Linked DNA regions of Homo sapiens: regions 2 and 3 are each linked to region 1. A link is a contact called in ENCODE Hi-C or POLR2A ChIA-PET data. All regions are on one chromosome and are shown on one strand. The core of a region is the stretch at or near the end of the contact, and the rest is flanking DNA. Distances in the headings are between cores, read along the strand shown.

Region 1 (3,734 bases), core at 797-3,296:
GCTAACATTACTAGTTACTCCGCAGAGACTTTTCTCAATACCATTACCAGTGATTTTTCTTTCTTTCTTTTTAGTTTTAGAGATGGGGTCTCGCTCTTTCACCCAGACTGGAGTGCAGTGGCACGATTATAGCTCACTGCAAACTTGAACTTCTGGACTCCTGCCTCAACCTTCCAAGTAGCTGGGACTACGGCATACACCACCACACCCAGCTAATTTTTAAAATTTTTATAGAGATGGCGTCTCGCTTTTTTGCCCAGACTGGTCTCAAACTCCTGGGCTCAAGTCGTCCTCCCACCTTGGCCTCCCAAAGTGCTGGGATTACAGATGTGAGCCACTTCTCTCGGCTGTGATTTCTTAACTGTAAGTGCAAAAGACATGTTTCAGTCCTGACCTTAGCTGACATCTCTACAGCATTCAACACTGCTGATCACATCCTCCTTGGATCTCTGTGCTCCCACAGCTTCCCAACACTTGTCTCCTGGCTCTTCCAGTACCTCTTGGGTCATTTTTCTTTGGCCCTTTTCCTGCTCCCCTCATCTTCTTCCCATCCTTTGAATATCCGCTTCCTCAGGCTACTTCTCAGTCCTCTATATATCAAATATTCTTAATCTGAGGATCCCCTGAAATTGTGTATATGTTGGTGTGGTTTTCAGTATGTTTGTTTTTCTGGAAAGAGCATCTGTAGCTTTTATCACATCCTCAAAGGGATCAAGGATCTGCAAAGGTTAAATCCTCTGCAACCTGATATCCCTGGGCAATCTCATCTCATGCTGATGATTTCCAAGTTGTTTTGTCAGATCAGACACCCCTCAACTTACAACACCTCAGTGTTTCTCATGTCCCATTCTTTACATAAAGCATAAGCCCCTTTACAATCTGGCCCTGACTGTCATAGAAAGCAACCAGTCTCCTATCTTAAAGTTCCCTACCTTCTAGATTGAGTTTCAGAAATAGTAAACTGCTTTTAGCTGCATGGAGAAATTAGGGTTCCACTTTAGCCTTCTCTCGTAATCGCTGTGCACCAGGTTGTCCCTACACTGGAGACCTCTCGCCCTTGGTCTGGGAGCTATATTCTGTTGTTGATTAAGGCAGCTTTCTGTTCCAGTTCTGTCTTTCCAATGATATTGAAAGTGTGTATCTTAGCAGGTAATATGCTGTGCATTATGTCATATAAGCAACATGAAGTTACAAAGTAAGAGTTGTTTTAATTGGAAGGTGATTTCAGAATTGTCTTTATTGAATGGTCTTATTCTAATATTCTAGTTATTCAAATGGGAAAAACAAACTCGGCCCAGGATTCATCTCCTCCAGGAGGCCTTCTCAGATAGGCTTTTCCCTTCCAGCCTGGGATAGGCACCCTTATGTGTGCTCACTGATCCTTATGCTTTTTGCTCATTGCACCTACCACACTGTGTCGTCATTCTGTTTCTAAATTTGTCACTCCCACTTGCAAGCAGAGATGTTCCTCATCTCTGTGCCCCTGGCACTTAACACAGTCTCTGGAACAGAGTAGGTTCTTAGTAGATGTTGACTGAGCTGAACTGGAATGGAAAATTATGGACCTTTCCCTGAGAGAGAGACTTCTTCAGAGGGGTTTCTTGCCAGCCACCTGGGTGTGTCCTACTCCAGCTCACTCCTCACGTTCTTCCCAAGAAATTTCATTCCAAGAAACAAACCAGAATATCTAAGCCAGAAATCATAAAAGAAAAGATACGTAGATTTCACTAAAGAAAGTTAAACTTCTATATTGAAGACATATTTATGCCAAAGTAAATGCTAGATGGAGCAAAGATTTAAACATAAAAAAAATCTCAAAACGGTGGCTGGCAAGATGGCCAAATAGGAATAGCTCTGGTCTGTAGCTCCAAGAGAGATCAACACAGAAAGTGGGTGATTTCTGCATTTCCAACTGAGGTACCCAGCTCATCTCACTGGGACTGGTTAGACAGTGGGTGCAGCCCACGGAGGGTGAGCCAAAGCAGGGTGGGGCATTGCCTTACCCGGGAAGTGCAAGGGGTTGGGGAACTCCCTCTCCTAGCCAAGGGACTGTGAGGGACTGTGCCTTGAGGGACGGTGCACTCTGACCCAGATACTACGCTTTTCCCATCCTCTTCACAACCCACAGAACAGGAGATTCCCTCAGGTGCCTATGCCACCAGGGCCTTGGGTTTCAAGCACAAAACTGGGCAGCTGTTTGGGCAGACACTGAGCTAGCTGCAGTTTTTTTTTTCATACCCCAGTGGCGTCTGGCATGCCAGCGAGACAGAACCATTCACTCCTCTGGAAAGGGTGCTGAAGCCAGGGAGCCAAGTGGTCTAGCTCAGTGGATCCCACCCCCACAGAGCCCAGCAAGCTGAGATGCACTGGCTTGAAATTCTCACTGCCAGCACAGCAGTCTGAAGTCAAGCTGGGACACTTGAGCTTGGTGGGGGGAGGGGCGTTTGCCATTACTGAGGCTTGAGTAGGTGGTTTTCACCTCACAGTGTAAACAAAGCCACCAGGAAGTTCAAACTGGGTGGAGTCCACTGCAGCTCCGCAAAGCTGCTGTAGCCAGACTGCCTCTCTAGATTCCTCCTCTCTGGGCAGGGTATCTCTGAAAGAAAGGCAGTAGCCCCAGTCAGGGGCTTATAGATAAAACTCCCATCTCCCTGGGACAGACAGAGCACCTGGTAGAAGGGGCAGCTGTGGGCACAGCTTCAGCAGACTTAAACATTCCTGCCTGCTGACTCTGAAGAGAGCAGCGGATCTCCCAGCATAGTGCTCAAGCTCTGCTGAGGGACAGACTGCCTCCTCAAGTGTGTCCCTGACCCCCATGCCTCCTGACTGGGAGACACCTCCCAGCAGGGGTCGACAGACACTTCATACAGGAGAGCTCCGGCTGGCATCTTGTGGGTGCCCCTCTGGGACAAAAATTCCAGAGGAAGGAACAAGCAGCAATCTTTGCCGTTCTGCAGTCTCCGCTGGTGATACCCAGGAAAACAGGGTCTGGAGTGGACCTCCAGCAAACTCCAACAGACCTGCAGCAGAGGGGCCTGACTGTTAGAAGGAAAACTAACAAACAGAAAGGAATAGCATCAACATAAAAAAAAAAAAAATCCACACAGAAACCCCATCCGAAGGTTACCAACATCAAAGACCAAAGGTAGATAAATCCATGAAGATGAGGAAAAACCAGCACAAAAAGGCTGAAAATTCTAAAAACCAGAACATCCCTTCTCCTCCAAAGGATCACAACTCCTTCCAGCAAGGGAACAAAAGTGGACAGAGAATGAGTTTGATGAATTGACAGAAGAGGCTTCAGAAGGTGGGTAATAACAAACTGCTCCAAGCTAAAGGAGCATGTTCTAACCCAATGCAAGGAAGCTAAGAAGCTTGAAAAAAGGTTGGAGGAATTGCTAACTAGAATAACTAGTTTAGAGAAGAACATAAATGACCTGATAGAGCTGAAAAACACAGCACAAGAACTTTGTGAAGCATTCACAAGTATTAATAGCTGAATTGATCAAGCAGAAGAAGGAATACCGGCGATTGAAGATCAGCTTAATGAAATAAAGCAAGACGACAAGATTAGAAAAAAAAAATGAAAAGTAATGAACAAAGCCTCTGAGAAATATGGCACTATGTGGAAAAGACCAAATCTACATTTGATTGGTGTACCCGAAAGTGATGGGGAGAATGGAAACAAGCTGGAAAACACTCTTCAGGATATTATCCAGGAGAACTTCCCCAAC
Region 2 (3,734 bases), core at 911-3,410, 54 kb after region 1:
AGGCACGTGCCAACATGCCTGGCTAATTTTTAAATTTTTTGTAGGGACAGGGTCTCGCCATCTTGCCCAGGCTGGTCTTGAACTCCTGGGCTCAGGTGATCCTCCCACCTTGGCCCCCCAAAGTGCTGAGATTACAGGCATGAGCCACCATGCCTGGACACTGTTTTTAAATAGTGAAAAAAAGACTTGAAGTACTCTTTGTGAAGATTGAGACTTCTTGCTACATAGGATTTGGAATCACAGGCTTCTAGAGACAGAAGGGGGTCTTAGGAATTCACATTTTAAAGAAGGAGGAACTGACACCCATAGGAGTTAAATGTCTTAGCTAAGGCTATTCAGTGCTCTGGTGGTGAGAGACAAGGCTTCCATCTTCTAGGCCAGTACTCTTACCCCTAGGCTAAAGGTTCAAAAATGTGCAGGCGCTGGCTTTAGTAAAATCAGCTATACTAAGCATTGTCAAATGTTTTAGCCAACAACAAAAACAATCAAGATGAAACAAAATTACTTTTTTGACTAAGTGATCACCAGCATTTCATAGACATTTATCTGACAAAGGTTTTGATCTAACAAATGCCATGTATTGCCAAGGTGAGCAAGATACAGTACTACCTATCCTGTGGTTTGTTCACAACTTAGTGGAGGGGCAGACATGCAATCAAACAATTAGAATACACTCTGTTAAAGCCACGTGTACAAAGATCTAGGGTGCTATAGAAATGTGTAAAACTAGGCCAGGCGTGGTGTTGCTCACACCTGTAATCCTAGCACTTTGTGAGGCTGAGGTGGGAGGACAGCTTGAGCTCAGAAATTTGAGATCAGCCTAGGCAACATAGTGAGACCCTGTCAGAAAGAAAAGAAAAAAGAAAAGAAAAGAAGGAAAGAAAGAGAAAGAGAAAGAAAGGGAGAAAGAAAGAAAGAGAGCAAGAGAGAAAGAAAGAGGAAAAAGAAAGGAAGAAAGAGAAAGAAACAGAGAGAGAAAGAAAGGGAGAAAGAAAACAGAAAGAGAGAGAAAGAAAGAAAGAGAAAGAAAAAAAGAAAGAGGAAAGAAGGAAGGAAGGAAGGAAGGAAGGAAAGAAGGAAGGAAGGAAGGAAGGAAGGAAGGAAGGAAGGAAGGGAGTAAAGCTGTGTTTCTCAACTGGGGAGTGATTCCAACCCCTGCCCCCAGGAGACATTTGGCAATGACTGGAGACATTTTTGTTATGACTGGGTTTGGTGGGGGGGGGGTGGCTACAGGCATCTAGTGTGTAAACGCCAGGGACACTGCTAAATATCCTAAAATTCACAGGACAGCCCCTCTAACGTAAGACTTAGCAGGCCCAAAATATCAATAGGGCTGAGGTTGGTAACCTCTGGTATAGAGCCAGCAAAATATCTTCTACAAGAGACAGGGAAGTGGGTAAAGCTTGGTTTGGGGATGAGGGGGTGGTTAGGGAAGAGTTTAGTAAAGAGATAATGACGGGGGTGTGGGGGAAGGGAAACTCCCATCCGAAGGGACAACATATACAAAGCTGCAGAAGCGTGACATATTTGGGCGATCCCAAACACTGGGGAAAGAGCTGTGGTCATTAAGTCTGGACAGCTAGGCAGGAGCTAGACGTGCAAGAAATCATATTGAGTTAGAGGAACTACTGTAAGAAAAACTGTTTGGCTCTGTGGTGGCTCTTTATAAGTCACTCAGGAGCACAGTGTTGGTACATCTCTCTGCGAGCTAAAACTGCTGAAGAAAGCTGTATGAAATGAAGCTTTTTTCATCCTGCTTTCTTAGGGCCTGGTGTTTCCCAGGCCTGTGTTACTGTCTCAGAGATAAAATCAGGGCTGCTTCATTGGAATATGAGAGGTGAACTAGCTCTCTATTAAAGCCACTCAGCTGGTGTCTTGATGGTGTGATGGGATCATGAACAGGGGTGAGGTGGTTATTTTTCATGAGTTAGGCTTAATATAGGCTGCTGCTGACGTGTATTTCCTCTTTCATAGAGCATCCTTAGTCCAGAAATGGGGAGCTATGAACCTTAAGATTAGACCACTAACTCGAATCTAAATGAGCTGCCCTTGTCTCCTACAAAAGAAAAGTTGGGCAGGTAGGGTATTCTAATGAGGGTTTCTCTTTCTCTTAAGCAAATGATGATCAAAGTTAACTGACAAACTGTCACGGAATCTGCCAGACCTCACTCTGGCCTTGCTGCTTCTCTCCAGCTCCTGAACTTTTCTTTCTTCCATCATGCTCTGAGCCCATTCCTTGAAAACTAAAAGGTCCCTGACTCCCAGTCTGCAGCCATCCTGGGCCTGCTGAGCTCTGATTCAAGTGCCTGCCTCTGCCCCTTGGTGGGCTGAAGCTTCATGGAGGTGAGTGACCCTTTTTTTTTTTAACTTAGCAGGGCTTCTAGGAATAGTGTGGAAAACAGGATCATAGAAGAGGATATGGATTTAGGAGCACAAAAGGAAATTCATGAAGGGAAGTATTTAACTTGTGACAGCTGGTAGCTACTATACTCTCTCCAAGCCTTGGAATAACTGATAATTTATACTAGAGAAGCTGGTAGGAAAGTAATGAAATCCACCAAAACATTTTGAGAAAAAATAAACTATATACTATATACAATTTACTTTCATTATCAATGTAATCATTTTATTTTAGATTTAAAAATTATTATGTATAACTTGGTTTGCTTACAATACCTTCACATTTGATTATTTTATATTTAAGGCAGAGTTGATACTTAGATAGTAAACATTTTTAATTGAATTCTTCCTTTAAGACCTCTTCAGAGCTAAAATAAAGGAAGTTATGTTCTTCTGAACTTAGTGTTTTCCTGATTGTCAAACAAAAGAAAATGGTTATTTACTACATGAAAGCTTGAAAAACTCACTAAGGGTTTTTCAGGGGCCCTTGAATCCTGAGTTATCATCCATTTCCACTAGTTTCCACTTCTTATAAAGTTTAATTTCATTATATTAATCATTAAGATCAGTTTCTAATTTCCTCTATCATAGGACCTTTAGGTTTGCTGCTACTCATCTCTGTGCTTAGCTATTGAAGCAAACAGGGCTATAAGCATTTTGTTTATAATTTCTAGGGCAAAAATAAACACTATTGCCTAAACCTACTATATTCTTATTACTTTAAGGCCAAGTCAGTGAAAATAGACACTTTTCCATAATAGTAAAAAAATTGTTTGTGTGATAGTGAGTTTCCCATTACTTCAGATGTTCAGGCAGAGGTTGGAAAGGAGTGAATTAAATGGCTTAAAATTTCTTTCAACTCTGGGAAGCTCCAAGAAGTCAGAAAGTTCAGAATCTTGCCTTCTTATGTGCAAATGGCTTGACTCGTGAAGCAGGAGTGTGTCTTGCTCTTAGGTTTAAGCTGGCTGTGCTATATAGTTTGTCTCTGTGGATGAACTGTATTTTTCTGCTCTCAAAGTTAATTCTTCATAAAAACTGCCCATCAAAGTTTAAAAATTACTTTGAAGGAATAAAGGTTGAAAAGCAACAAATGAACTCTCCTTAGATATCTTAACTATGATTTCAAAAATTTACAACACAAAACTTCTCAGGAAAAAAAAATCTCTGGTAAAAATTAAGGATTTCTTATGCAAGCTTCCATGGACTTCATAGCTCTTTGCCTTTTCTCTGCTCTTTGAGAATGTGCACAGTGAACTGAAGGAGGAAGATACATACTTTCTTTCTTTCTTTTTTTTTTTTTTTTTTTTTTAGGACAGAGTCTCACTCTCTTGCTC
Region 3 (3,734 bases), core at 756-3,255, 49 kb before region 1:
TTGGGATTATAGGTGTGAGCCACTGCACCCAGCTTTTTTTTTTTTTTTTTTTTTTTGAGACAGAGTCTCACTCTGTTGCCCAGATTGGAGTGCAATGGCGTGATGACGGCTCACTGCAGCCTCAACCTCCCAGGCTCAAGCAATCCTCCCACCTCCCTTTCCTGAGTAGCTGAGACCACACATGCACACCACCACGCACAGCTAATTTTTAAATTTTTTGTAGAGGTAAGGTTTCACTATGTTACCCAGGCTAGTCTCAAACTCCTGGGCTCAAGAGATCCTCCCGCTTCAGCCTCCCAAAGTGCTGGAATTACAGCCATGAGCCACTGCACCTGGCCTACATTACTTCTTTTACATAAGGATTATATCAGAGGAACGTCATTATCACGCTGATTGAAGATTGAAACTGGACTGTTTGGGATTATTGGCTCTCTCCTAATTTCTCCCAATGTCAGAAGACCACCTTATTTTAAGTTTGATGCTATGGAACTTTAGCATAGTTGACTCCATTTTGATTTCTGTTCTGGTCTGATGGGGCCTAGTACAGCTCACACCAAAACAATGGTTTCCAGTAATTTTTATTTAACAAGGGGAAAATATACTTTATTACCCTGTTGTTCTAAGGAGAGAATTTACATGGCTACCTGGTCTAAGAATAAAAGTTAGGCTTCCTATTTATTAAAAAGGAAAGCCAAAATCTTGAAAAGTGTTGGTAATATGGCAAAAAAGCAGAGAAGTCTGGGTGAATTTTTTTTTTTTTTTTGAGAGTCGTACTTTGCAACCAGGCTGAAGTGCAGTGGCACAATCATAGATCACTGCAGCCTAGACCTCCCAGACTCAAGCAATCCTCAGCCTCAGCCTTCCAAGTAGTTGGGACTATGGATGCGTCATCATGCCCAACTAATTTTTAAAATTCTTTTGTAGAATGGGGTCTTGCTATGTTCCCCAGACTGGTCTCAAACTCCTAGACTCAAGCGATCCTCCCACCTTGGCCCCTAAAGTGTTAGGATTACAGGGCGAGCCACTGCATCCCACCAAAAATTCTTATAACAAATCCTAATCCACAACTCAGAAAGCCACACTGTCAATACACATCTCAGATGGTTGCAAGGGCAGGCAATTTTCCAAATAAATGTTTTTCTGTTGTGTATAAAACTGTCTTGAATTTGAAAGATTGCCTCTTCCTTGCATAATAAAAATACAGAGTACAGTAAAAGATATGAGCAATAAATACCCCACATAGTATGGGGACATTTATAGAATCTGATAACACTGCCAAATTTCCACAAAGTTGTCCAGGCATGGTGGCTCACGCCTGTAATCCCAGCACTCTGGGAGGCAGAGGATTGTTTGAGCCCAGGAGTTTGAGACCAGCCTGGCAACACAGTGAGACCCCATTCTCTACAAAGAATAGCTGAGTGTGGTGGCATACACGTGTAGTCCCAGCTACTGTAGTAGGCTGAGGTGGGAGGACTGCTTGAGTCCAGGAGGTGAGGCTGCAGTGAGCTGTCATCACCGCACTCCAGCCTAGGCAACAGAGTGAGACTCTGTCTCAAAAAAAAAAAAAAAAAAAAAAAAAAAAAAAAAAAAAAGAAAGTTTCCAAAAAGTACGTAAAATCCCATGACTAAGTTTTGGCAAGTAAATGAGTCATCAGAAAACACAACATCATACTTTGAAAGTTATTAAGAAGATCAAATGATAAATACAAATGTAGAAATCTTTATTCCACTTACTTCTTAAATATAAATGGGATGACAAGTGATCAAACTGATCAGATACAGAAGATTTTGAGGATGGATTAAAAAGATTTTCCTTGCTCTTCAAAAAGAAATTTACTGTGTCCAGCTGACGATTTTCTATCCCGGCCTGAAATGAGGAGGAAAATAAAAATCAGAAAAAAATTACAATAGGAAAAAAAAATCAGGATTCAGATTTTTAAACAAACTTTAGAATTTAATGTGGTGAGACTACAGGAGGCAAAAGACTGCATGAGTACATGGGCTCCAGTGAGGATTTTGACAATGACTGATTATGCAATCTGGGGCAAGACTCTGTAACCTTTCTTTTCCTTTCTTTTTTTTTTTGAGTCAGAGTTTTGCTCTTGTTGCCCAGGCTGGAGTGCAATGGCATGATCTTAGCTCAATGCAACCTTTATCTCTCAGGTTCAAGAGATTCTCCTGCCCCAGCCTCCCAAGTAGTTCGGATTACAGGTGCCCGCCACCATGTCCGGCTAAATTTTGTATTTTTAGTAGAGACAGGGTTTCACTGTGTTGGCCAGGCTGGTCTCGAACTCCTGACCTCAAATGATCCACCTGCCTTGGCCTCCCAAAGTGCTGGGATTACAGGTACAAGCCACTGCGCCTGGCCCAATTTCTGCTTCAATAGAAACAGGAGGTTATTAGACTACAAAACCTTTTCAGCTCTACCATTTTATATTTCTACAACAATTCAAAGCTAAATATTAGGGATTACCCTTACAATTCAGTTATATTCTATTTGAATTAAAATGTTATGGCAGTACAATATAAAGTCCTACTCTGTCACCCAGGCTGAGGTACAGTGGCATGATCTCACCTCACTGCAACCTCTGCCTGCCCAGCTTAAGTGATTCTCGTGCCTCAGCCTCTGGAGTAACTGGGACTACAGGCATGCACCACCACACCCAGCTGATTTTTTTTTTTTTTTTGTATTTTTAATAGACGGGTTTCACTGCGTTTGGCTAGGCTAGTCTCGAACTCCTGGCCTAGAACAATGCACCCAACTCGGCCTCCGAAATTGCTGGGATTACAGGCATGAGCCACTGCGCCCAGCCAGATTCTCAGTTGTCTTTTTTGAGGCAGAGTCTTGCTCTGTCGCCCAGGCTGGAGTGCAGTGGTTTCATCTTGGCTCACTGCAATCTCCGCCTCCCAGGTTCAAGTGATCCTCCCACCTCAGAGTCCCAGGTAGCTGGGATTACAAGTCTGAACCACTACACTCAGCTAATTTAACAGAAACGGGGTTTCACCATGATGGCCAGGCTGGTCTCAAACTTCTGACCTCAGGTGAGGATCCTCCCGCCTAGGCCTCCCAAAGTGCTGGAATTACAGGCATGAGCCATCGCACCTGGCTGCATTCTATATTTTTAATAAACAAAAATAAAATAAACATTTTTTTTTTAAGTATGATGGCCAGGTGTGGTGGCTCATGCCTGTAATCCCAGCTTGGGAGGTCGAGGCAGGTGGATCAGCTGAGGTCAGGAGTTCGAGACCAGCCTGGCTAACACGGTGAAACCCCATTTCTACTAAAAATACAAAAATTAGCCAGGTGTGGTGGCAGGCACCTGTACTCTCAGCTACTCAAAAGTCTGGGGCAGGAGAATCGCTGGAACCCGGGAGGTGGAGGTTGTGGTGAGCCAAGATCATACCACTGCACTCCAGCCTGGGCAGCACAGCAAGATGCTGTCTCAAAAAACAAAAACAAAAACAAAAGAGCATGTGGCCTGAGAAGCCTAAAATATTTACTGTCTGATCCTTTACAAAGTTGTTGGGGCACAGTGGCTCATGCCTGCAATCCCAGCACTTTCGGAGGCTGAGGCGAGAAGACTGCTTGAGCCCAGGAGTTTGAGACCAGCCTGGGCAACATAGTGAGACCTTGTTTCTAAAAAGGTTTTAGTAAAGACCTTGTCTCTACTAAAAAAAATTAAAAAGTAGCTGGGTGTGGTGGCGCACACCTGTAGTCCTAACTACTGGGGATG

What was found. Hi-C counts contacts between places; a loop is a spot of excess contacts on that map. ChIA-PET counts read pairs that join two places held with the same protein, here RNA polymerase II (POLR2A). Pooled maps may share reads with other maps.
Region 2: a pooled map shows a loop between it and region 1 (2.4-fold over the local background). The contact joins the promoter of TRIM69 here to the enhancer-like site in region 1. A Hi-C loop is called at or near these places in 6 of 168 maps with a recorded cell type or tissue (CD4-positive, alpha-beta memory T cell, naive thymus-derived CD4-positive, alpha-beta T cell, natural killer cell and 2 more), 3 of 37 single-sample maps with no recorded cell type and 14 of 50 pooled maps. POLR2A ChIA-PET finds 5 or more read pairs at or near these places in 33 of 52 experiments (B cell, CD4-positive, alpha-beta T cell, CD4-positive, alpha-beta memory T cell and 24 more).
Region 3: a pooled map shows a loop between it and region 1 (2.3-fold over the local background). The contact joins two enhancer-like sites. A Hi-C loop is called at or near these places in 1 of 168 maps with a recorded cell type or tissue (uterus) and 4 of 50 pooled maps. POLR2A ChIA-PET finds 5 or more read pairs at or near these places in 8 of 52 experiments (AG04450, CD4-positive, alpha-beta T cell, H1 and 5 more).

Annotation. Positions count from the first base shown.
Region 1 is chr15:44,680,970-44,684,703 of GRCh38, forward strand. The region is part of intron 3 of PATL2 (PAT1 homolog 2); the gene reads right to left. Among named protein-coding and RNA genes, the nearest start is that of SPG11, 19 kb to the left of the region's middle. Within about 2 kb of position 2,047, at least 17 of the 41 ENCODE cell types and tissues checked have a DNase peak (open chromatin) inside an H3K27ac peak, as active enhancers do; they include B cell, CD4-positive, alpha-beta T cell, CD8-positive, alpha-beta T cell and 3 more, where a contact is called at or near this core.
Region 2 is chr15:44,734,368-44,738,101 of GRCh38, forward strand. TRIM69 (tripartite motif containing 69) reads left to right here and starts at 2,161. Exons shown (of 7, transcript NM_182985.5): 1 at 2,161-2,343. The coding sequence starts at 2,338.
Region 3 is chr15:44,631,771-44,635,504 of GRCh38, forward strand. It overlaps SPG11 (SPG11 vesicle trafficking associated, spatacsin), which reads right to left. Exons shown (of 40, transcript NM_025137.4): 8 at 1,735-1,867. Among named protein-coding and RNA genes, the nearest start is that of SPG11, 30 kb to the right of the region's middle. Within about 2 kb of position 2,006, at least 2 of the 41 ENCODE cell types and tissues checked have a DNase peak (open chromatin) inside an H3K27ac peak, as active enhancers do.